Regions from separate parts of the Homo sapiens genome. Here regions 1 and 3 are each linked to region 2. A link is a loop called in an ENCODE intact Hi-C map of the cell type or tissue named here. Cell type or tissue: GM12878. All regions are shown on one strand.

Evidence for each region. Peaks named below come from ENCODE experiments on the same cell type or tissue, not always from the same donor. Only the 100,000 strongest peaks of a DNase experiment are listed, where the experiment ranks them.
Region 1: a loop joins it to region 2, with 3 times the contacts of the local background. A loop is called at or near these places in 3 of 110 quality-filtered maps.
Region 3: a loop joins it to region 2, with 4 times the contacts of the local background. A loop is called at or near these places in 2 of 110 quality-filtered maps.

What each region holds. Positions count from the first base shown.
Region 1 is chr1:56,066,862-56,074,861 of GRCh38, reverse strand. All of the region lies in intron 2 of LOC105378741 (a long non-coding RNA gene), which reads left to right. LOC124904591 (a long non-coding RNA gene) reads right to left here. Exons shown (of 2, transcript XR_007067031.1): 2 at 4,347-4,562. Among named protein-coding and RNA genes, the nearest start is that of LINC01755, 130 kb to the right of the region's middle. In GM12878, a CTCF peak has its summit at 4,961; no DNase peak of the experiment used is centred here.
Region 2 is chr1:56,130,923-56,138,922 of GRCh38, reverse strand. No RefSeq gene overlaps it. Among named protein-coding and RNA genes, the nearest start is that of LINC01755, 190 kb to the right of the region's middle. RefSeq lists enhancers at 3,428-3,517, 4,440-5,639. In GM12878, no CTCF peak of the experiment used is centred here; DNase peaks (open chromatin) are centred at 3,364, 4,812 and 6,169; H3K4me3 peaks cover 878 bases; H3K27ac peaks cover 2,338 bases.
Region 3 is chr1:56,041,400-56,049,399 of GRCh38, reverse strand. The region is part of intron 3 of LOC105378737 (a long non-coding RNA gene); the gene reads right to left. Among named protein-coding and RNA genes, the nearest start is that of LINC01755, 100 kb to the right of the region's middle. In GM12878, no CTCF peak of the experiment used is centred here; no DNase peak of the experiment used is centred here.

The DNA.
Region 1 (8,000 bases), 64 kb after region 2:
ATCGAGGGCAACTTTCTGCCTCAATGTGTGCTTTGTATCTTAATTAGGCTGAAAGCCTTGGGAAGCATACCATTTTATTGAACAAACACTATTTGACCTTTCTAATATTTTATTTTTACCCACAAAGAAAATATCCAAAGAACGAAACTTTCTGATATGGAACAAATTCTTATTTTTCTTTGGCACATACTTTGTATTGGATTGTCAAAGACAAAGGAAGAAAGGCTCGCTGAGAGCCATGGGAGAGTGTGGTGTTTTCAATGCACCTGGCATTCCTGGCTCTTCTCCTACTGGGGCATAGGGCTGTGTGAAGGGCTGGACGTTTTCAATCACAAATTCTTGCTTTGTCTATAGCATTAACCCTGTGAGCCTTCTCCACTCTTTCTATGACACTTGGCATCTATCTCCTTCCCCAACCCTGGGCTGATAGAACAAACTGGTAGAATCAGTTGACACAATCTCTATCAGAAGCAACTGGCCTTGTCTTATCCAGAGCCAATAACGCACAACACACAAGATGGCTGAAGTCCAAGGTTCCTGCACATTAACAGATGGAGGGGAATTATCAGTGGAGAAATACAACCAAGCACCATGTGGATGGGTGACAAGAAGTCTTCTGGCCAGAGGAACAGATTACATACCAGCACTGCCTTGGCTCACTGCCCCGAAGAAATACATAGCAATCCACACTCGGGGAAAATTCCATGAAATAGCAGAGCAGGAACATCCTGAAGCCAATGGCAACACATTCCAAGAAAAACATCCAATGAACCAAACCCAAAACAACACAGACCTCAGAAACGTAAATAAGAATTAACTGAAAAAGGAAACCTTCAGAGTCTTGGGAAGCAACACAACAGATTAAGTGACCACAAAACACTAAAACACCAACTAGTTATTTACCCACTGCTTTGCGGTAAATATAAGGCCCATAGTCTCCAGGAGGTTATTTCTGGGCGCCAAGGACTTAGCACATAGTCCAGCAAAGAGCTTGGGCTTTATTTTCCTACCCAGGGCAAGTGGCATTTGTAATGGGCCTGAGAACCAGAAAGAAGATATTTTTGAACTACTTAGTCTTATGGCTATTTATAAGGATGAGAGAAGATCAGAGGGTGGGAAATGCACTGGGCTTCAAGTTAGAAGACTAGGGTTTGCATTCTTACTCTGCCACTGACTAGCTCTGCTGTCTTGGCAAGCTACTTAACCAAGCTGAGCTTTGATTTCCTCACTTGGAGAAATGAGTGGATAATAAAAATTATTATTTGTTCCTCATGGGGTTGATCTGAATATTAAATGAGAAAATGGAAGTACTCCTAAGAGGCAGAGTACAATGCAGTAGCCAGCCATTATTATGGTTGTTTCTATTGCTGTTACTACTTCATTACCCTAGGATCACAGGAGAATTCACGTTTGCTAACTTGAGATGAATTTCCTGATAGCTGAGGTTTGCCCTCACCCCCAAGCATCTATCTCAATGAATTATCTGCTTCCTTGAGAAGGTTCTTGTACATAGTTTAAACTTTTCTTGATGACTTAGAACCAAAGATATGAACATCTATTATTGTCCTCAGTAGCTTACAGTTAGTTCTGTTTGATTTTTCTCTCTTTCTTCTGTGAAGTCAAGCAAAGCCACAACCCACAACTCCTGACCTGTCTATATTTGTTTATTTATTTATTTTTGAGATGGAGTCTCACTCTGTTGCCCAGGATGGAGTGCAGTGGTGCAATCTCAGCTCACTGCAACTTCTGCCTCCTGGGTTCAAGTGATTCTCCTGCCTCAGCCTGCCAAGTAGCTGAGATTACAGGTGCCTTCCACTATGCCCAGCTGATTTTTCTATTTTTAGTTGAGATGGAAATTCACCATGTTGGCCAGGCTGGTCTCAAACTCCTGACCTCAAGTGATCCGCCCACCTCAGCTTCCCAAAATGCTAGGATTACAGCTGTGAGCCACAGCACCCAGCCAAAACTAATCTCTTCCTGACCTGTATTAATAGCTTCTCCTACCTCTATTTTGCTTGCCTATTTCTAATTTGGTCCACCTCAGATGATCAAGCTTGGTAGAAATGAGTGCTAACCATGAAACAGAGAGTCTCTATTTAGAATTTTGGTGATAAAATATGAGGCATTCATACAGGGACTTTGAGATCACCACAGTAGAGTGTAGAGACATATTTTGGCTCAAGATTAGAGAGTGGAAGGTGTCAGAGAAGCTAACCTCAGGGTGAGCACATAGTGCCTGAATTAGGAATGCTTTGGATATGTTTGGCTCACTCACATATCTCTCTCATTTTGATGTAGGTAGGTACAAGTGTGATACTTATCAATTTATAGTTGGTGGGGAACAAAGCCTGAGTCAGCCTCATTAGGGGCAAGGAAGTATTTTGAAGACCTGCGGGAACAACTCATATGTGTCAATCCACACATAACAATTTAGATTGTTTTGACTAAATTATACTTCCTATCAAGATCTAGAGTCATTCAGTTCAGCAAAATGACTTCAGGGATCAGCTTCTTAGCTGAATCAGATCATTGTTTTACTGATTTCACCTAAACAAACTGTTGTTTAAGTATCCCAGCTTTTCACCATGGTGGAATTATGATAGAATCACAGGACATAGTGCTAGAAGAGCCCTTCCATGTCATGCATCCCAGTGGTTCCCAAGTGCTACTCTGAAGACCCATGTTGGTCCACAATACAGAACAGTACAGGTTCCCAAGTACTACTCTGAAGACCCATGTTGGTCCACAACAAGTTTTCACAGGTCTGTGGAAAAATGAGAAAAAAATAAGGACAATAAGACGATTCAGCATCTTTCCCCATGAGGTTAATGTAATCATTTTAGAGTCATGTCTTATATTTCATAATTTTTCTTTTTTTTCTTTTTTGGAGTTCCTTGTCCTTTAATTTGAAATGATTGTAATGGTAAGTGACAGTTATTTTTCAAAAATCTATTTCTCAGATCAAAAAATTGACCATGTTATGTTAGGCTCCTGGTTGGTACTGGTCTTTTGTTGTTGTTGTTGTTGTTGTTTGTTTATTTGTTTGTTTGCTCTATAAACTTCAAAAATTTGGGAACTTCAGATCTAGACAAGCTCCTTATTTTTCAAATGGGGAAACAGACTCCCCCAAATTGTCAAAGTTCACACAACTGGGAAGATGGAAAATTAGGACCAAAGCTTGGCCCCCCTGTTCTCTTTGCCCCACAGCTATCTCCTCAACAAGTAGAATGTTATAATTATGACCAATTCTGTTGAATGAGAAGAATGAAGCTCTGAAAGAAGAAGCGATCAGAGAAAAGGAAACCTCTTTCTCAAGTACACACCAAAGTGCCCGAAACTGATACTTCATGTATGTTATTTTCTTTATCTCTTACAACAACCCTAAAAAGAGATACAGTTGAATACACATTATAAATAAAGAAAACTAAGTTCAGAGGTGTGATAGATACCTTAACGACTCAGAATCCATCAAACTATAATATCACCAATTTACATGCTATTCAACAAATATCTGTTGAGTGTCTTTCTTGTGCTAGGTAAGACTAATGCTAATGTAATTGAAAGATTTTAGCAAATTATACAGTGATAAACAGATATTCAATGACTTTTTAAAAAACTATCTATCTAAAAAATTCCTGTGAGGCTGGTTATTATTATTTTCATTTTATAGATGAGAGAGTGAAATTAGTAGAGTTCAAATGTGTTACCCAAAGTCATATTTTGGCATGTTGCTGTGACTGGCTTTCTGATTCCTAATCCTGTTCCCCTTTCTCTATACTCTGCTAGGGATATCTTTTTCCAGAGAAGAGGCATGGTGCACCAGAAAAACCTTAGTATGCAAATAATCATGGGCCAATCGGCCACAATTATTTCTTTGAAAAGGTAGGAGCGAAAGAAGAGTTGATGGAGACACCAGGCATGAAAGGGTCATAAGTTCTGGGCTTTCCAATAATAAGCCATTCTCCTCCAGATGATTTTAATAATCTCTAGCACATGTGTTCTAACCCCTTGATGCTGTACAATATGTGTAACCAAATAAAAGATCTCTCCAGATTTAGAGATTTACTGTTTGTGATGGGAAAAGGCCAACCAGATGACATCATTTATATTCCAAATATGAGCTGCTGCCAAGGCTGGTGATGTTAAGCTGGAGAAATTGATCCTCAACATTATTCTTTGAAGGGAAAAATAAAACTGGTCTTGGCCTAGATGGTGTCTTTTTAAAAAATAATTTATGTAAATATGAAGATGAGTTTAATAAACTTCTATTTTATCCAGGATTGCTTATGTCCAGTGTGTGGGTTGTTTAGATACAAAATCACTTCCAAATAATTAAACAAACTGGGTTAGGGCATACAAGTTAGCATTTTATTGTTGTTGAGTGGATAATTGATGGGGGATTGACCTGAGGCTCATCTGCCCTCAATTAGCAAAGCATACAAGTTTCCAGGGCTGTGGTCACTCATTCAAAAGCAAAGGTGCCCAATTTGTAATGGTGGAGAATAGTATACTCTGCATCCATCCCTCAACTTCTTCCTTTATATCCTGGAGGACATGGATGCCTGAAGAAAACCATGGTAGTGTTAGGAAGGAGACACAGGAAAGATTGATACCATTCCTAGTTCTAAAGATAAATCTCAATTAATCTAAGCCAATAAACAAGTGACATTTCCCCCATGGTCAGTGATTTAGTAGTGACCTGTAATAAAGATAAAGGAAAAGACTTATATTCCATTATTGAGGAAAATACTTTTCCTTCTCTTTCTCAGTGATGACAACAAAGAAGCATCTAGTCCCAATTGATATTGGCATCCATGTTACATTCTCAAGGGGGACCAGCTTTAGGATGAGGCCAGTGTTTTGGATGGCTGAATGCAGAGATGGAAAAAGCCAAAATGCTTGATTATACTATTGAGCCACTGATTGTGCTATGCCTTCTGAGTTCCTAGAGCTCCTCCTAGAGCTATTGCATTTCCTTATTCTTTAAGCCAGTCTGAGTTTCTATTGCGTGCAGCTGAAAGCATCCTAACTGATAGGGAGCAATGACAAAATTTGCTTCCTGAGGTTCCATCAATTTATTGAACCATATACTCATGGTATTTTCAAAGATGGAGAATCTTAAGTTTGTTTTCATGGTTTTTTCGTATCCAGCTGTCACTACACTCACAGTGATTTTCTAAAACAAAAACTGCTGATAACACTCCCTGGCTTCTTGATATAGCCCCTGCTACCCTTCCAGCTCCATCTCTCATCAAGCCCACCAGCCCTCTCCCAAAGTCCTATTATTCTAAAGCACCATACTTTCATCTCTGGCCTTGCTCCTGCTCTTTCCACTGCCTGTAACAATCTCCTTCACTACCTCCTTCCCCACACTCACCCTCCATCAAATCTTGGCTTAGGCATGACTTCCCTTGGGAATCTGTCCCTTCCTTACTCCTCCTAATACTCTTCCAAGACCCCATTCATCCCCCATCAGAGCATTTTTCACACTACATGGAAATGACACTCATTTCTCTTGGACTGTGGATCCAGTGAAGGCAGGAAACACCTGTTTTGTTTATAGTTTTGTCCCTAGGACTTAACATATAGTTGGTATTACACAAAATATTCATTGAAAAATTATGAACTAATTACTTAAATCTATTCAAATATTCCTTCACTGCCTAGTGCCCAATTTGCCTTAGTATGGCTTTTAATGATCTGGCCCTGACTTCCTGTCCAGATCTCTCTCCTATTACTCACCCCTAAATTTCTTATTTAAAGTGCACTGATTCATGCATCCTCTGCTGTTTCATATCTCAGTGCCAATGACAGGCATTTTGTTACGTCCTGAAACTGGCCACTGTTGTGTAGTTCTTCTTCTTTAGGTTGAGATGTTGTTGTGAATTAGTGATATGAATAAAAGTTGAATTCTACACAGCATCTTCTCAGTTGTATGACATTGGGTGGTGTAATTAAACTCTCATCTAAAATATGAGAGGGAAATTGTACCCAATTGGCTGTTGTGAGGATAAATGAAGAAATGAATGAGAAGTCACCTGGTACAATACTCCTTGTGCCAAGTTGTTGGAATAACCCTCTCTGCTGAATCATTGTTGAACTCTGCCCTCTAGTCTTAGAATGAACCACTAATTTAAAACTACTAATTTATTGCTCTGAAAAAGTAAAATCAAAGAATAAAAATTGAGCATGAGTCTGGACTTGAAAAGAAAGTATCTGAGAAATTATAAAGTGGCCTTGCTGAGTCTCTATTCTCTGCTTTAAAGCCGGGAGAGTTTCGGGTTAGTGAGAATGCTGTTTGGGGTTAGTGGGAGTACTGTTTCTGAATTTATTTGGTTTGGCTAAAATGGTTACTTCGCTATGGCTGAACCTGCAATTTCCAGGAAGTAACTGAGTTCTTGCAGCTTCAATAACAATTGTGGAGCCCACAGGGCAATCCTTCAAAGCCTGATGAGAGCACCATGGCAAGTGTTTAGTGGTGCCTTTAAGATGCTGCTGGGCAACAGCTGAAGTGCTAGGTGGAAGCCCATTAAAGGCTTTCCTGACTGCTGGGGGGTGGGAAGAAAACACGCTACATTTACAGAATGAGCTGGATTCGATATTCTTACAACTCCTTCCCATATTCCTGGATCTTATTCCTCGACCACCCTCCTAATTTCTGATGCCTGACTTCTGCTCTATGCCTCTGTGGTCTGGGGCATCCTACCACCCTGAATAGCAATCAACCTTTTCTAGAGACATCTTGGAGGGGTAGAGGAGGGGAAGAAGACAGCTTTAAGAAAGAGGTGAAGAGATTAGATGCTGCCTCTAAACAGGACTTTTTCCTTCAATTAAATGTCTTCATTTTGGGGGGTTTAGTTTAGTTTTGTTTTTTCTTTTTAGACCCCATCCAATGACCTATCATAAATGTCTTCATTGAATAGCAGGGAAAATGTATGCTTTGAAACCAGAGAACTGGGTTTGAATCTAGGGCTCATCTACATACTAACTATAACATTTTAAACCTCAGCTTTCTCATCTATAAAATGGGATAAATTTGTCTTGCAGTTTTTCTGGTAATGAAATGAGATCCTAGATGCAAAACATCTAGCTGAGAGCAGACTGCTTAGCAGAGTTCAACAAAAATGACTCTCTTGCTAATCTTTTATCATTATTGGAAAGTATATGTTTCTTGTAAACTGATTTTGATCACCTCAGTCAGAGTGTGATGGGAAGACAAGTTCTCTTTGGATCGGACTTACAACATGCAAGGGAAAAGACATATAATCCAGCAAGTATCAGAATCATAAGCATTTCACATTTTGACCTTTCTGAAAGCTTTATGAGTGTGTCGAACACAATAATTTAGACTGTCAAGATCTAGATCAACATTCCTCGTTGTGGATGGAATGGAGCTAAGGGTGAAGGTGAGAGGTGGGAATGAGCTCTTCATGGGTGAAGGGTAAGAGTGAGCTTAGAAACAATGATTAAATGGGTAGAGAGAATGACAAGTAAATGTAGAAGTGGGCTCATGATGATGTCTTGAGACTCAGTTTCCTCATTTATAAAACAAAGAGGTGAGATGAGATTGGGATTTTCTAACTGTGTACTGCCAAATTGCTTATGTTTTCTTCATGGGATTCAAGGAGAGAGACTACAAAAGGAAAGACAGAGAAGGGAGAAATTGAATACAATCATTCTTGCTAAGAAGCAGGAAGGGGCAGGATAAAGGGAGTGATATTTCATGCCTTTGGTCCATAGACTCGTGCTAATGGTTAAGGTCTTCTCCAGCTCTTTTCTTTCTCCTCTTTTCCTTCTCCTTTTTCCTTTTCTCCTTCTTCTTTGTGGAAATTAAGAAACAACAAATAATGACGTTTGCAAGCAGAATGAGCTCAGCTCCATAAACATTGGTGGAGCAGCTACGAGCAGTTATTGTACTAAGTGCTGAGGATATAAAGATGATTAGAATATGGTTCATGACTCCAGTGAACCCTACAGTCTAGTTGGAGAGACAGATGCAA
Region 2 (8,000 bases):
ATTACAGGCACGCACCACCATACTGGGCTAATAATTTTTTATGCATAACATAGCACACACACAATTGATCAATTCTATCCCATTAAAATTAGAGATTTCTATTTACTAAAGATATCATAAACAGGGCTAAAATTAAAATCCAAAGCTGGAAGATATTTGTAATATATACATGACAAAGGATTAGTATCCATAATACACATACACACACACACACACACACACACACACACACACACATTCTCCTAAAAATTCTTAAGAAAAAGATCAAAAACTTAAAGGGCAAATAAGCAAAAAATACAAACAGGACTTTTACATAAGAGAAAACATATGTGTTTCATAAAGTTATGAAGATATTCAAGCTGATTGGCAATTGAGGAGATGCACATTGAATACCTTTTTATGACCACTAGGTTGACAATAAAAAGTTTGACAATGTCACTATTTCCAAGAATATGAAGAAGAAAATTATCAAACTCCATGGGAGAGAGTGTGAGTGAGTATACTAACGTTAGAACGTAATTTTGCCTTGCTTAGAACAGAAGAGTGACACTCCTTATGACTCAGCACAGCCAATTCTAGATATGTTCCACTGATAAATTTCTGTCCAGCTGCACACAAAAACAAGGTCAATATGTTTAAAACAGCGTTATTCAGAATAGCAAAAACAACAACAGCAACAAATCCAAATGTCTACCTGTGGTAGACAGATAAATAAAGTATGGTATAGCAGCACATTGTACACCAATGAAAATGAATAAACCACAGCTATACTAGCAACATAGATAAATCTAAAAAAAAGTTCAGCCAAAAAAGCAAGTCATTGAGGAATACATTCTGTATGATTCACTACATAAAGTCCGAGACCAGGAAAAATAAATGGACAAAACAACAAAAAAGAAAGTGATTAACATTAAGTTTAGCTTAAAAAGTTCCTCTAGTGTGGAGGGGGAGATGATATCAGGGATGACCATACACGAGGGTTTTAAAGTTCATGCACTCTTTCATATGTGTGATGTGTTTCAAATGAAAAAAAGATTAAACAAACACTACCTCATTTCACCTCCCAAATCTCTAGCATTGAGTCACAAAAGACACAGAATGAAATTTATAATACCATATGATTTATATAAGTTAAAGACATATACACACCCAAGCCAACACTACATATTTTACAAGTAAGCATAAATATTTAAGGACATATTTCAAACTCATTAACATGAAGGCCTGTGGCAAGAAGGGAAGTAGGAATCAGACAGGGGGAAAAGATAGAATGGGTCAAGAGAAGTGCCATGAATGAATTGTTTTTAAGTTATGTAGGGTTATTTATTCCAACTATGTTCCCAAAAGGATTTCAGGAGGCAGAAAACATGGCAAAAATATTATTGTAGTTCTCCAATCCATGTTCCGCATCTTTGAGGCATTTAATTTTCTAGATTCCATGGAGGTCAACAGGAACGTTCTATATTGTAAAGGAATTCAAATGATTTTGACAAGGAGCAGTTTATTTTCTGAAAGCTAAGCTGGGTATTAGGGAATGGCAGGCCTTGGAATTAGAGAGGGAAGCTGAGGACAGAACGTGTGTTGGGCATGACTAGGGCATTTTCACGCTTCATTCCTATCCCACGAGCTCTGTTTTTCCTCACCCTGTCAGGACTGAAGGGAAGGAGAAAGCAGGTGCCCCCTTTCCCAGTCTAATATTACACAATTGATCATACAGAATGGAGTCCCTTGCCAAGCTAGATGGAATGCAGGTTTTTTGGTTGCCCTGGTAGAGCCACAGCTGATTGCTCACTACAGATCCTGCAGTTTATCCCAAGGGTTTGTTTCTTCAGCTACTCTGAGGCTTCAAGCAAAGAAGAAATGGAGTAGGATGGTCCAGATTTCAGGACCACCACTTGGCCCACATACCTGCTACACAGACAATTTGCAAGAAGAGATAACTAAAGGAGTGAGGATTCCCAGAAGAGGAGTGAAATCAATGGCATAGAAAACATGAGCAGATAGATGGGTTTACCTTAATCAGCGAAAGGAGAAACCTCTTTCTTGTTATTTCCAAGATAGGAGTAACAGATGTAAGACATGAAGATAACTTCATATATATATATATATATATATATATATGTGTATATATATATATATATATATCTTACATCATATATATGAAGTAACTTCATATATATAACATAAATATGAAGATAACTTTATAGATAGGGGAGGGAGGGAGATCATGATGAATGCTTCAATTTTCTTGCAAAAGTAGACAGTTATAGTTGGATACAAAACTTTCTGCTAAGTGCTAAAAAGGCTAAGTCACAGAGCCTTAATCCCAAAAGTTTGCATTCTACTTTCAAGTGCTCAACTTACATGTATATATAGGGCAACCTATGCATGTCTAAGGATACTAAAAAAAGGGTGCTCAGAGGAAGGACAGAAACAATCAGTGTGGCTTGGCATAGTCAGTGATGGTGTTAGACACACCCTTGGTGCTCCATTTGCCCTTGCCCTTCACCCACCTCTAACTTCAACTACAGTTGTAGGCAGTTCAGAATCACTTCCCTCTGCCAGAGTCCCTGTCTTTCAGCTTCTTCCTTCAGGACCCTGGGAGCATCTTCAGCCTGCTGGAGGGCACAACCTGGGGGAGATGTTACACCTATGTTTTCTAGTTTGTAGAGAGTAAAGTCTATACACTTTACTTCCAATGGGTGAGTAGCTGTAAATCTTTGCCTGCAGGCTCTCTCTGACAGCAAGACCCCACTCTGTCTATATGCTGGGAATGAAGGAAGTGCCAGGAAATTAAACTCCCACCCCCAACCCATGGCATAAACCTCAAGTGATGACTTATGAAAGTGGTGGATAAAGTCCCTCCAGCCAATCTCTCTGCAGGGATAAATCTGAGGCATGTTTCTACACTGGCAGCTCCCCAGCAGGATTCAGCTCCAGCTGCCTATAGTGGTAACTTGCCTGCTCTCACACCCTTGATTGGCTTCCTTCCTTCACACTATCAAGTTCCCACTCTCCTACAGGTGCTTCCTTGCATCACCTCTTAAATGACTTTCACTCGAATCCTTGTCTCAGGCTCTGCTTCTAGGACAACCTAAATAAACTAAGACAGTACTGTGGGGGCAACCCTCATTCAGGAACAAGGGAAGGGGAACAAGGAGTGAAGAAGCCTATGGATAAATGCTCCAGTTTCCTATACAACTGGTGGATAATTGTGGAAGGCATGCCTTACATTTCTCAGGAGGTCCTGGCAATGGCGACCTTGACAATATACCTTATATTGGTTTTTCCTTTCCCATTTCACTCATCACACACTCTCACTTCTGCTTCTTGGGATTGTTCTCAAGTAAATGACCAGCATCTGGGTCTCTGACTCAGGCTTTTGTTTTCTGAGTAACTCAAACTAAGGCAGAAAGCTTTGTGGGAAAGAAGGTGTAAAATGAGCTGGAACATTAACTATGGATAAGAGTTAAGGGAAAGGTCAGAGAGGATGCCAGGCAGGAAAAGAAAATGACCAAAGGTAGGGAGGTAGAACCGGCTAGAGCATTTTCAACATGCCAGATCCCCAGAAGGCTCTTGGTGGTAAGCTGTGAGGAGAACACCAGAAAGGTAATTGTCTTCCTTTCTTAGCCTCTTGAGAAGAAACTGCCTCGCCTGAATTAGCTGGCACTGACGATACATATAATGCTGCTGCATGTGCTTATACCCTGCATCTGAAAGTCCTCTGGATGCCCTGTTTCCTGTCTGTCTTCAAAGTTGTCTGGACCATTTTTACTGTAGCTTCATATTTTTTCTCTGTTCTTTGCCACTCACTTGGCCACCTGGTGTAGACTCACTAGACCAATAGGATGCTGGCTCTTGGCAGTCAGGTAACCATACAAGCTAGGGAATATGGGTATAGCATCACACCAGGCTGCACTCGCCAGCAGGCTGAAGATGTTTTCAGGGATGAGGCTCTGGCTAATTGGGAAGGGGTGCCCCGGCATTGGCCCGTAGACTGTGCTCTCCCTGCTCCTGGCTTCCCCCTTCAGAGGAGAGGAGCTAACTGGGAGGTAAGGATGATATCAGGCCTCGGTCTGCTGAGGATCGGAGAGCTAAAGGGTTAGCTAGGAGGAAATCCAAGCTAGCCAGCAGAGCCTCCTGGGATGCTGGACAGGTGGCCACAGGAGGTCAATATGAGTCTGTGCAGGATGCTGGAATTGGTGTGGTCATTGTTAACACAAAGTAAGATCTTTAACAAGCCACATGTGGCAGGGTGCAGTGGCTCATGCCTGTAATCCCAGCACTTTGGGAGGCCGAGGCAGGTGGATCCCCTGAGGTCAGGAGTTCGAGACCAGCCTGGCCAACATGGCGAAACCCCATCTCTACTAAAAATACAAAACTTAGCCAGGCATGGTGGTGGGCACCTGTAATCCCAGCTACTCAGGAGGCTGAGGGAGGAGAATCACTTGAACCCGGGAGGTGGAGGTTGCAGTGAGACGTGATTGCATCATTGCACTCCAGCCTGGGTGACAGAGCGAGACTCCATCTCATAAAACAAAACAAAAACAAACAAACAAAAAAACCCAAAAACAAGCTATAGGTCTCTAGTTAGAGGGCACTTCTGCACAGTGCTCCTTCTTTCCCCTCATGGGCTGCTGGCACACAGAGGAAGGTAAGTGATATTCCTAGTAATGTAATGACTGCACCTGGGCTTCTGCTTCAAAGCTTGTCTCAGGAATTGCAAGTTATACCATCCTGCTTTTCCTCATCACCTGGTCCTGCTCAGACAATCTGCCTGCTCAGTGAAGCATGAGGTCCGGAAGGTTTGCTTTGCTTCAGCTCATTTGGGGAATCACTGGGGGTTTTCCCTGCACATTTGTTCATTGTTAGGGCTTCCTCCCATCAGCCTTCCTAGATGGCTGGATCTTGTCCATGTACTGCGAGATATTCCAGAATGACTTGCTGGGAAAGAGAAACGGCTGCATCTCACAGGCGGGAATGTCCAGTGATGTGGTGGTGTGGGCCTGTGTTATAGCTCCCATGAGAGGCTGCCAAAAAGACAGGTAAGGGCATCAGATCCCATCTGGGTCAGGAGATGGAGTGAGCTCTGAAGCTGACACTCTCTGTGCACTTCCTTGTCTCCTCTCTGGGCCTCAACTTTCCATCTACAAAATGCAGATGATCTCAAAGAGCTTTTCTAGGAATGCACAGTCATGTTTTATGGGGGGACCCATTCCAGAATTGCTCCAACTCATATTGATTTTGCAATCTGTATGCTCACTAAATACATTCTTCATTCAGGTCTCAAATGTCTCTGGCCTGGAAGAAGACAACAGCTTTTTGATTGGTCTCCTTGTCTTCCATATGCCTCCAATTTTTCTCTTCACTTCTGTTAGAATGACATTTATAAATTAGAAATATGATTATGGCTTCCCAATAATTACAAAACAATCTAAATGGGGTGACACATGTGAGGCCTTTTAATATCTGAGCTTACTGCCATCTTCCAGCCTCTGTTCCCAGCCCTTTCCCCCAGGGCTTTATGTTTCAGCTAGTCTCAAAACCTCACTTTTCCCTGAAGGTATCATTCTGCCTCTCTTATCTCCATTTGGAATAGCAGTATTGAAATAAAAGAGTTTTTAGAGCCAGAAAAACCTGGCATGAGACTTAGCTCTGCCATTTCCTACCTTTGTGAATCTGGACATGCTGTTTCTTTTCTGAGCTCCAGCTTAATTGTTTCTAGAATATGATTGACGTGAGAGTTAATGATAAAGGCCTATGTTTTAGTTCATGAAAGGCAGTCAATAAGTTTCTAGAATTATTACTATAATTCTTATCTGTTTTTGATAATTCCCTACTTTTCCTTTAAAACCCAGCTCCAGTGTTAGCTCTTTGATGAGGCTTCTCCAAGTACCAGACAAAGGACCTTGCTTTTTCTTAGACCTCTGTTCAAAGTTGTTAGAATACTCACCATCTTGTATTTTTATTGTCTATTTATGTGTTTGTCTTGCCTGCCTGACTTTGAACTCCTTGAGGAGAAGAATTGTATTTCATTTGTCTCTTCATCTCTTGTGCCCAGCACAAGGCCTGTCAGGTGCTCAGCGAATGTTGAATGAACAAATGACTGTTTTCATTCTTGGTTAGAAAGAACTTTCATTAAAACCCAGAGGAAGGAAATGTGGAGGCTTGTTTAGTCTGCGTTGCCTGATTAACTAGGCACACCCATGCTCTCTTGATTCCCCTACTGGTCTGTTCTTTGGCAAATATCAGAAGGTCGTGTGGCATCCTGTCTCCCTTATCTAGGTGGGTGTGATACAGCCAGGGAAGCCTCCACACCCTGTATCAAAATAGACCGGCTAGCTCCAGCCATAGGGAGGGCTTCAAAAACAAATTCAGCACTTGTCTTTGGGAGGTCTGCAGGGGTAAATTTAAGAATGAAAGCTCATCAAAAATGCCTGATAAAACTTGTCTGCACATACTATTGTGCTGCCAGGTATAAAGGGATATACAGAAAGTCCAAAGATTCTGGAAATAAAGGTTTCATTAGAGCTACAACTGATGGGTTCATATGTAAAGAGAAAAAGGAAAATGGGCCTGAAATAGGAAAATGAGGAAAGATTTTAGAGCTGTAGAGATTAACACTTGAACAGCAATCAGTTGGGTGAAAAGTAACCTTTCTGAGATTAATTATGTATTTCTTCACTGGCAAAATAGAGGATGGAAATTACTATCTTGCAGGTTGATAGAATGGCAAAATTAACAAGGTAAGAACAGTCTTATCTTGAGATTGTTTATATTGAGAGTGTTTTAGAAACACTCTCAATGCTTTATGTTTTCTTAGTACCTGAGAAATGACAATGTACATTCACAATAACTCTGGGGGAGCAGATAGAGTAATTATCGTTCATGTTGGGTATTTTCCTTTCCCCTCTGGATCTACTCTTACTCTTCTCTACCCTGCTCTGTGCCCCAGGGGACTGATCTGTAGAACACAGTGGGCTCCAATGTCTTCGGCTCCTTATTTGTTTGGTTAATGTTAATGGGGAACACAAGCAGATAATTAGAGAAAAAAAAGAACGTGAGGTCCGAGTATTCATTTCTTTGAAATCCATAATGTTAGACTCTGGGTTGGCTGCACACCTCTTCCAAAGGTCACAGCTTCTTCTAGGAGGTCCTACGCTTCAGGTTCCAGCTAGAGCTCCTTCCAGGTACAACTCTCAAACCTTGGGGCCTAGGAGTGGAAGTGGCTCCCTGCTGTTGCTAGCTGCCCCCTTCTCCACATAATTCACCATGTTGTGTTGGTTTTCCCCAACCCTGTCCACACCTTTGCAGTACTCTATTCATTAACCTGTCTTCACTCATCCCATTTGTGTGCACCATCAGTTTCCTGCTAGGACATTGACTATTGCAACCTCCAGTTAATGGTCTGAGAAATTAAAGCATGAATAAGTTAAATATCTAGGACAATGTCACATGATTAGGAATTGGCAGAATTTGTCTTGAAATCCAGGTCTTCTGACATCTGCTTCCATGTTAGTTTTAAGACTCAATGATGATGACACAGTCGAGGCCTCTGTTTTGGTCTAAGATTTAAATGATACAGTTCAAATCCTGGCTCCAGCCAGACCTAGCTAGTTGACCATAGACACATGCCTTTACTTCCATTATCCTCTATTTTCATTTTTTTTTCTGAAAAACAGGAAAAATACCCCTTATTCTGTTCATCTCAGGGAGCTGTGGTTAAAACAAGGTCATATTTGTCTCAAATATACAGATGACTTCCTGAAACTTAGAAAATGGTTATTGGTTTAAGTAGTCCAGATAATTTTTAAATTTAATATCAATTTTAATAATAACAAAAGGTATTAACTGCCTAAAATATCAAGGACTGTATGTACTATGTCAAAAATAACAATGATAATAATAACAATGACCCTATGATGATGATAATGGTAGCAATTATAATAATAATACTAGAAAATAATGTTTGTTGAGTTTTTATTAGTCTTTTTAGGCTT
Region 3 (8,000 bases), 90 kb after region 2:
GATGGATTAAAGACTTAAAATTTAGACCTAAAACTGTAAAAACCCTAGAAGAAAACCTAGGCAATACCATTCAGGACATAGGCATGGGTAAGGACTTCATGTCTAAAACACCAAAAGCAATGGCAACAAAAGCCAAAATTGACAAATGGGATCTAGTTAAACTAAAGAGCTTCTGCACAACAAAAGAAACTACCATCAGAGTGAACAGGCAACCTACAGAATAGGAGAAAATTTTTGCAATCTACTCATCTGACAAAGGGCTAATATCCAGAATCTACAAAGAACTCAAACAAATTTACAAGAAAAAAACAACTCCATCAACAAGTGGGCGAAGGATATGAACGACACTTCTCAAAAGAAGACATTTATGCAGCCAACAGACACATGAAAAAAATGCTCATCATCACTGGCCATCAGAGAAATGCAAATGAAAACCACAATGAGATATCATCTCACACCAGTTAGAATGGCGATCATTTAAAAGTCAGGAACCAACAGGTGCTGGAGCGGATGTGGAGAAATAGGAACACTTTTACACTGTTGGTGGGACTGTAAACTGGTTCAACCATTGTGGAACACAGTGTGGCAATTCCTCAGGGATCTAGAATTAGAAATACCATTTGACCCAGCCATCCCATTACTGGGTATATACCCAAAGGAATATAAATCAGGCTGCTATAAAGACACCTGGACACATATGTTTATTGAGGCACTACTCACAATAGCAAAGACTTGGAACCAACCCAAATGTCCAACAATGATAGACTGGATTAAGAAAATGTGGCACGTATACACCATGGAATACTATGCAGCCATAAAAAATGATGAGTTCATGTCCTTTGTAGGGACATGGATGAAGCTGGAAACCATCATTTTCAGCAAACTATCGCAAGGACAAAAAACCAAACACCACATGTTCTCACTCATAGGTGGGAATTGAACAATGAGAACACTTGGACACAGGAAGGGGGACATCACACACTGGGGCCTGTTGTGGGGTGGGGGGAGGGGGGAGGGATAGCATTAGGAGATATACCTAATGTAAATGACGAGTTAATGGGTGCAGCACACCAACATGGCACGTGTATACATATGTAACAAACCTGCACATTGTGCACATGTACCCTTGAACTTAAAATATAATAAATATATATATTATATATATATATATAAATGTACAAGGAGATTAAAGTTGCTTTCATGCCTGCTAACACAACATCCATTCTGAAGTCCAAGGATCAAGGAGTAATTTTGACTTTCAAGTCTTCTTATTTAATAAATAAATTTCATAAGTTGATAGCTTCCATAGATAGTGATTCCTCTGTTGGATCTGGGAAAAGTCCATTGAAAACCTTCTGGGATGGATTTGTCATTCTAGATTCCATTAAGAACATTCATGATTCATGAGAGGAAGTCAACATATCATCATTAACAGGAGTTTTGAAGAAATTCACTCCAATCCTCATGGATGACTTTGAGGGGTTCAAGACTTCCATGAAGAAATTAACTGCAGACATGGTGAAAATAGAAAGATCACAAGAATTAGAAGTGAAGGCCTGAAGATGTTACTGAATTAATGTAATCTCCTGGTAAAACTTGAATGGACAAGGAGTTGCTTCTTATGGATGGGCAAAGAAAGTGTTTTCTTAAGATGGAATTTACTCCTGGTGAAGATGCTGTGAACATTGTTGAAATGACAACAAATGATTTAGAATATTACATAAACTTAGTTAAGAGTTTGAGAGGGTTGACTTCAATTTTTAAAGAAGGTCTAGTGTGGGTAAAATGCTATCAAACAGCATTGCATGCTACAGAGAAATCTTTTGCAGCAGCAAACTTCATTGTTGTCTTATTTTAAGAGGTTGCCACAGCCACCCCAACCTTCATCAACTACCACCTTGATTAGTCAGAAGCCATCAACATCAAGGCAAGATTCTCCAACAGCAAAATGATTATGACTCGCTGAAGGCTCAGATGATGGTTAGCAGTTTTTGGAAATAAAGTATTTTTAAAGTAAGATATGTACATTGTTGTTTTACACATGATATTATTGTACACTTAATTGACCATGATATAGTATAAACCTAACTCTTATCTGCACTAGGAAACCCAAAAATCCATGTGATTCCCCATTTTATTGAAGTATTTACTTCAATATTGAATCTACAATATATCTGAGGTATGCTTGTATATATTCTCAAAGCATCTACTGTGCCTATTATATCCTCAAAATCAGGCTAAACTCCCTCTGGAGTCTCCCCTCATCACCCTAGACACCATATTCTTGCTCTTTCAAAACATATACTTTCTTTTTTTTTGCTTATTTGTTTCAGCTTTTGCTTTTCACACAGCCATAGACTAGCCTATAATTGTCACTCTGATGAAGCTATATAGGCTGAGATTTTAATTTCAATGGAGATGGGAAAGCAAATAAATAGTAAATAAATCTAATTTAAATAAATATTACTGGAAGTTTTTATGTGATTACTCTTATGAAATGGGTTTTAAACAAACCCATGTTTGATGATTCCTCTCCTATAGGCAGCCAAATGGAGACTTTTGCTAATATCTTGGTATAGCAGAAAGGGAATGGGTTTTAGCTTCAGGGCCAAGCTCAAAAGTTGCTGCTTCAAAGAAGTTTTTCTTGACCCCCTCAGAAGGTCAGATTCTCAATTATATTGATTGAAATTGTGGCTCTGAAAGTACTCCATAATTTGTAAGGTGCTATGCAAATGCTGGTAATTATTATCTACTTTAAGACATAATCAGAAGGACACACCATGGTAAGATATGTTTTTATTTTTAACTGTTTGAAGTAGGTCTAGTTTTATTTTAGTCTAAGAAAAGGGTGAATTTTTATTCTTCTTCCCACTATTCATGACCAACCACAGGGGATCTCATTAGTGATTCAGTTGGTACTTACCACACTCCCAACTTGGCCCAAGAAGTGATGGAGTCTGAATATACACATGGCCTTAAAACAATTCAGAAATGAACTTAATGGCATTTAACAAATAATAAGCAAGTGGACAAATGCAGCCTCCTCAAACCATCTCTAATAACCCCACAAGAAAGAAGGAAAGAAGCCATCTCTATAAAAGTGCAAGGTGAAACAGCAAGTTCTGATGTAGAAGCTGCGGCAAATTAAAGAAAACAATATTTGAAATACGGGATAGTGCACTGCTCTGGGCAGATTTTGTGAATCTTAGTCCTCCAGTTAGAAAAGAGGTAGAGGTCCATGCTCTTCTGCACTTCTTGGTCTCTTGTCATAAGTAAGACATTCTGGCCCAAATTTTATTCAATTTTTAAGAGATTTTCCTAAGTATTTTAAGGTGCTGATTTTTCCTCTATTTCTTCCTCAGGGATCATGGAAGGTGATGTGGTTTGCTTGCCACATAAATTCAATTTGTCTTTAAAGCTTCTCGTCTTTAAAGCTGCTTCCTCTTACATAAAATGAAGATCAAAATCTTTATTTGACCATGTCTACCTGCTAAATGTTTGTGGCACTGAAGGAGCAAAGAAAGGGAAGATCTCCTAAGACTCCAGAGAAACACAAGGAGTCTTTATCATCAGGGGTCTTTGAAGGGAAGGAAGGTGCATGCTGTCTTAACAGATCAGCACCAAAGTTTTGAAAATCAAGTTGACACTTACAAATTAATAGCCCCATCTTGACACGCTCACTGGACAAGAACAAGTAGACACTGAAGCACTGGCTGACCCACTTGCCCCTGTCCTGTCCCACTTACTCAAAGTACCTCTTTGTGGTTTTGGACAGCTCACATTGAGAAGTGGTCAGCTTTAATTTTCTTTCTCTTGTTTCTCACACAGCCATAGACCAGCCTAAGATATAGAAGCTGAAATTTCAGTTTCAATAGCACTAGTGAGAATGAATTAATATTGAATAAATCTGATTTAAAAAATATTTCTGGCAGTTTTTATGATGATAATTCTTATGAATATGCAGCTTTAAACAAATTCACCTTTGTTGATGGTTCTCTTTCCTATAGACAGCCAAGCAGAGAGTTTTGCTCATATCTTGGCATAGGAGAAAAGGGGACAGGTTTCAGTTTCAGACAGTTCTGGATTCCAATCTTGATCAAATTACTAATTTTGTACATATGTAGCATTTAAAACGATTTTTTTTGTTAAACATTTTCGGTTGCATTTTCATATTTCATAAATCTTATTGCCTGTGGGCCTTCTTACCCTTTGAAGCAATGAATTTCAGAGCTTGGGGAGAAGCACAACACCCTCCTACAAGAACAGACCTATTGTTCGTTTTGACTCTAAAATTAGATATTTGTTTGAATCTATAAGTTAAGGGCTTAAAGCTGAGCAAAATAATATATTAATTAGGATTTGCATTTGGTTGTATGTAATGGAAACCTGGCTACTACATCTTAATAGCATTTGTTTTTCTCTGGAAAACAAACAGAGCACCACGTAGCTCTGGACTACAAAGACAAAGGCAGGTAGTCCAGAGCTACTGTGGTGGCAACTCGATGCTATTGGGACCCTGTGGTGGTCAATTTTGTGTGTCACGCTGGCTAGGCAAGAGTGCCCAGTTATTCAATCAAACACTAATCCAGGTTGCTGTGAAGGTAATTTGTAGATATGATTGAATTCACTTTAAGGAAGGAAATTATCCTAGATAAGCTGGGTGGGATTGTTTTAAACCATCTAAAGGTCTTAAGAGCAGAACTGATGCTTTGCTGAAGAAGCCTCATTCCACCTATGGACTACAGTTTTATCCTGTGCCCCTGAGTTCCAGCCTGCCCTTCCTGATGGCCTGCCCTACAGATTTCAGACTTGCCTAGACAGCCCCCACAATTGTATAAGCCAGTCTCTTGCAATAAATCTGCCTGTCTATCTGTCTATCTATCTATCTATCTATCTATCTATCTGTCATCTGTATATCTATCTATCTGTATATCTATCTATCTATCTATCTATCTATCTATCTATCTATCTATCTATCACTCATCTCCCACTGGTTTTGCTTATGGTGGGACCATGATTGATACAGACCTAGATTCCTTTTAGCTTTCCCTGTCACTATCCTTAGTGCTTGCAAGTGGTTACCGCAACACTAGGCATTGTGCCTATATACTTGGCAGAAGTAAGGGGAAAGGAAAAGGGCATAAACCAAAAAATGAACACCAACCAAGTCTGTGTCTTTCTAAAAAGGAAAACCCTATTCAGCAACTTCCACTCATATCTCCTTGGCAAGGACTGGGTCACGCGAGCAGCTCTAGTAACCTGTGAGTCAGGGAGAAGGAGAACACTTTGAAATGGGCACACTGTGGCTCTAAATAAAATGGGGATCTATAGTAAGGAAAATGGGGGTATTGGTTCAGCAACCACAGAGATTTTCTAAGTTCCCATATCATATTAAGAAACAAACCTGAACAACTTGGATCACTGAGTTTCTTCTATAATTGTAAAATGATTACTCCTTCCACCTGTGGCAGCTGGGTCTGGAAGCTTACTGCCTTGAGGGAGAAGCATGTATGTTTAGGAAGTAAGAACCCTGAAAGTTCATCTCTTCTGGCTCCAGAGTTTCTGGGAAGCAGAACTGAGAAGGAGATAGGAGAGGCAAATGGAGTGTGCCCTGACTTCCCTCTGTGCCTCAGCCCAGCATGGGGAAGGCTGGTAGGTGTTAGGTGAGTGATGTTGGGGAAGGAGTCATTCTTCTTGGCTTTCTATTTGGCACTCTGAAAAAAGGTGCAAAGCAAACTCAGACGAGTAGAGAGGCAGAGGGAGAAACAGAATTTGGCTTTTCAAAGCCACTTCTATTTTCTGTGATGAGGTGCCCCAAATTTCCCACATGACTCTGAGGAGGCATGGAAAGCCATTGAGTTGAGAAGCAGTAAACTTTCCATAGGACCCTCCAGCAAGGGGTGAGAGCCAGGTACAGGACAGAGACCAGGGCAGAGACTGGAGGTGATGTATCTGTGGCACTTGAGAGGTCAGAGAGAAGACTGAATTAGTAAGCATCCCAGGCCCTCATAAAGCTGAGAGGCTGGGGGAAATGAGAGGGTGGGGGAAAGAGGGAGAGATACCAGAGAGAGAGAAGAGGAGAGAGAGACCTGAGTTGCCCAGCTGCAGCCCTAGCAGCAGGGGACAGGTCAATGCCCAGGAATACAGGCTGTTGCCAACAACAGTGGAAATAGCCAGCCCAAATAGCAGCTCTGAATGGCCCCTCCACAGAAGAAGGCACTAGTGACCTGAGGGCCTGCCTTTCTACTCTGCTGCCTTTGGCCTGCCTCTCAAACACCAATATACAGAAGATAAAGAGAAGAGGGCCAAAATATGAGAGACTCAGTACATTTTACCTAACAAGAGCCAAACAATAACCCAAAAGGACTTTAAATTATTGCATAGGATATAAGTATAGCTGACCGGATTATAGTCTTTGTCCTATAACTACTACCCTAAGTCACTACTGAGTAAATAGAGACTCATTAATAGTTAAACTCATGAGAGTTAAGGAGAAAATGAGTTGTATTTCTTTGCATATCTGAATCAGAGTGTGATTTTGCAACTCCCCTATGTGTAAAATGAAGACAATACTTTTTGTGAGAGGTGGTTGGGAAAATAAAAATGAAATCTTGTTCCTTCTATGAAGAGCAGCTAAGAGTGATATGCTTAATATGTTAGCTTAATTTCAATTACCCGTGCCCACTGCCCACTGGTGAGCAGGCTCTATGTAAAGCAAGGCTTCCTGTATCCTTGGGGTGGTGAGAAAAGGAAGGCATTCAGGAGCGGATCTCATCATGAGCAGATTGTTACATTTTCTACCCCAAATCCTCTCCACTCCAATCACCCATATTGTTATATTGCCTCCTCTCTTTTCTGTCATTGCATCAATATATTGTTTGGGTATGTTTATATGTTTATTGTACATCTCTAGGAGGGGAAGGGCCATATCTGACTTCTTTGAAACTCAGGTACATGGTAGCCATGTAATAATTAATTGGTTAATGATGTAATTACTTCCCTGGGGCCCTAGAAACCCCATTTTTGCACATCCAATGTGGCCAATCCATATGTAGGTACATTTTTGATCCAAGAGGAAAATAGTTTATAGAATATACTTCTTTCTGCAATCACTGTCTGTTAATGCATTTGCTAATTTCATTTTACTTTTCAAACCCAATGGATTATTAGCATTTTAATAAACATCAAATTTAAAATATTTGTGAATCAGGACTCAAATATATGATCTATTTAGTCTTTTTAGTAAAATACCAGTATTTTCTTATAAAACAAAACCATAAAATACCATGTCCAATAATTCTATATCCTAACCTTGCTTTCATTATGTTTTCCAAGCCTTTTCTTCACTCTTAGTGTTGTTGGAGAGTTCCAGGGAGGAGTGAAGCTTCTCTCACCTATGACCCATTGTATTTTGTGGGAAATAAATTCTAGGATGGTTTTTCAAAGTATTTCTTCCAAAAAACATGTGTGCTGTGGGCTGAATGTTGGTGCCTTCCCCAAATTTATATGTTGGGACCTAGTACCCAATGTGATGGTATTGAGGAGTGGAGCCCTTTGTAAGTGATTAAATTATGAGGGCCCCAGCCTCATGAATGGTATTAGTACCTTTATAAAAGAGGCTGAAGCTAGCTTCCTTGACCATTCCACTATGTGAGAACACATAAAAAGTGCCATCTATGAAGAACAGGCCCTCATAAGACACCAAATCTGCTGGCACATTGGTCTTAAACTCCCCAGCCTCCAGGGCTGGGAGCAATAAATTTATATTTATAAATTATGCCGCTTAAGGTATTTTGTTATAGTAGCCTAAAAGAACTAAGGAAGAAATTCATATGAAGAAGCATGGTACTTCTGTAAGAAATACCTAAAAATGCAGAAGTGGCTTTGTAACTGGGTAATGGGTAGAGGCTGGAAGAATTTGAAGGACCATGCTAGAAAAAGTATATATATTTAAGGGGAATTTTGGCTAGTGCTCAAAAGAAGAAGAGCACTTCAGAGAA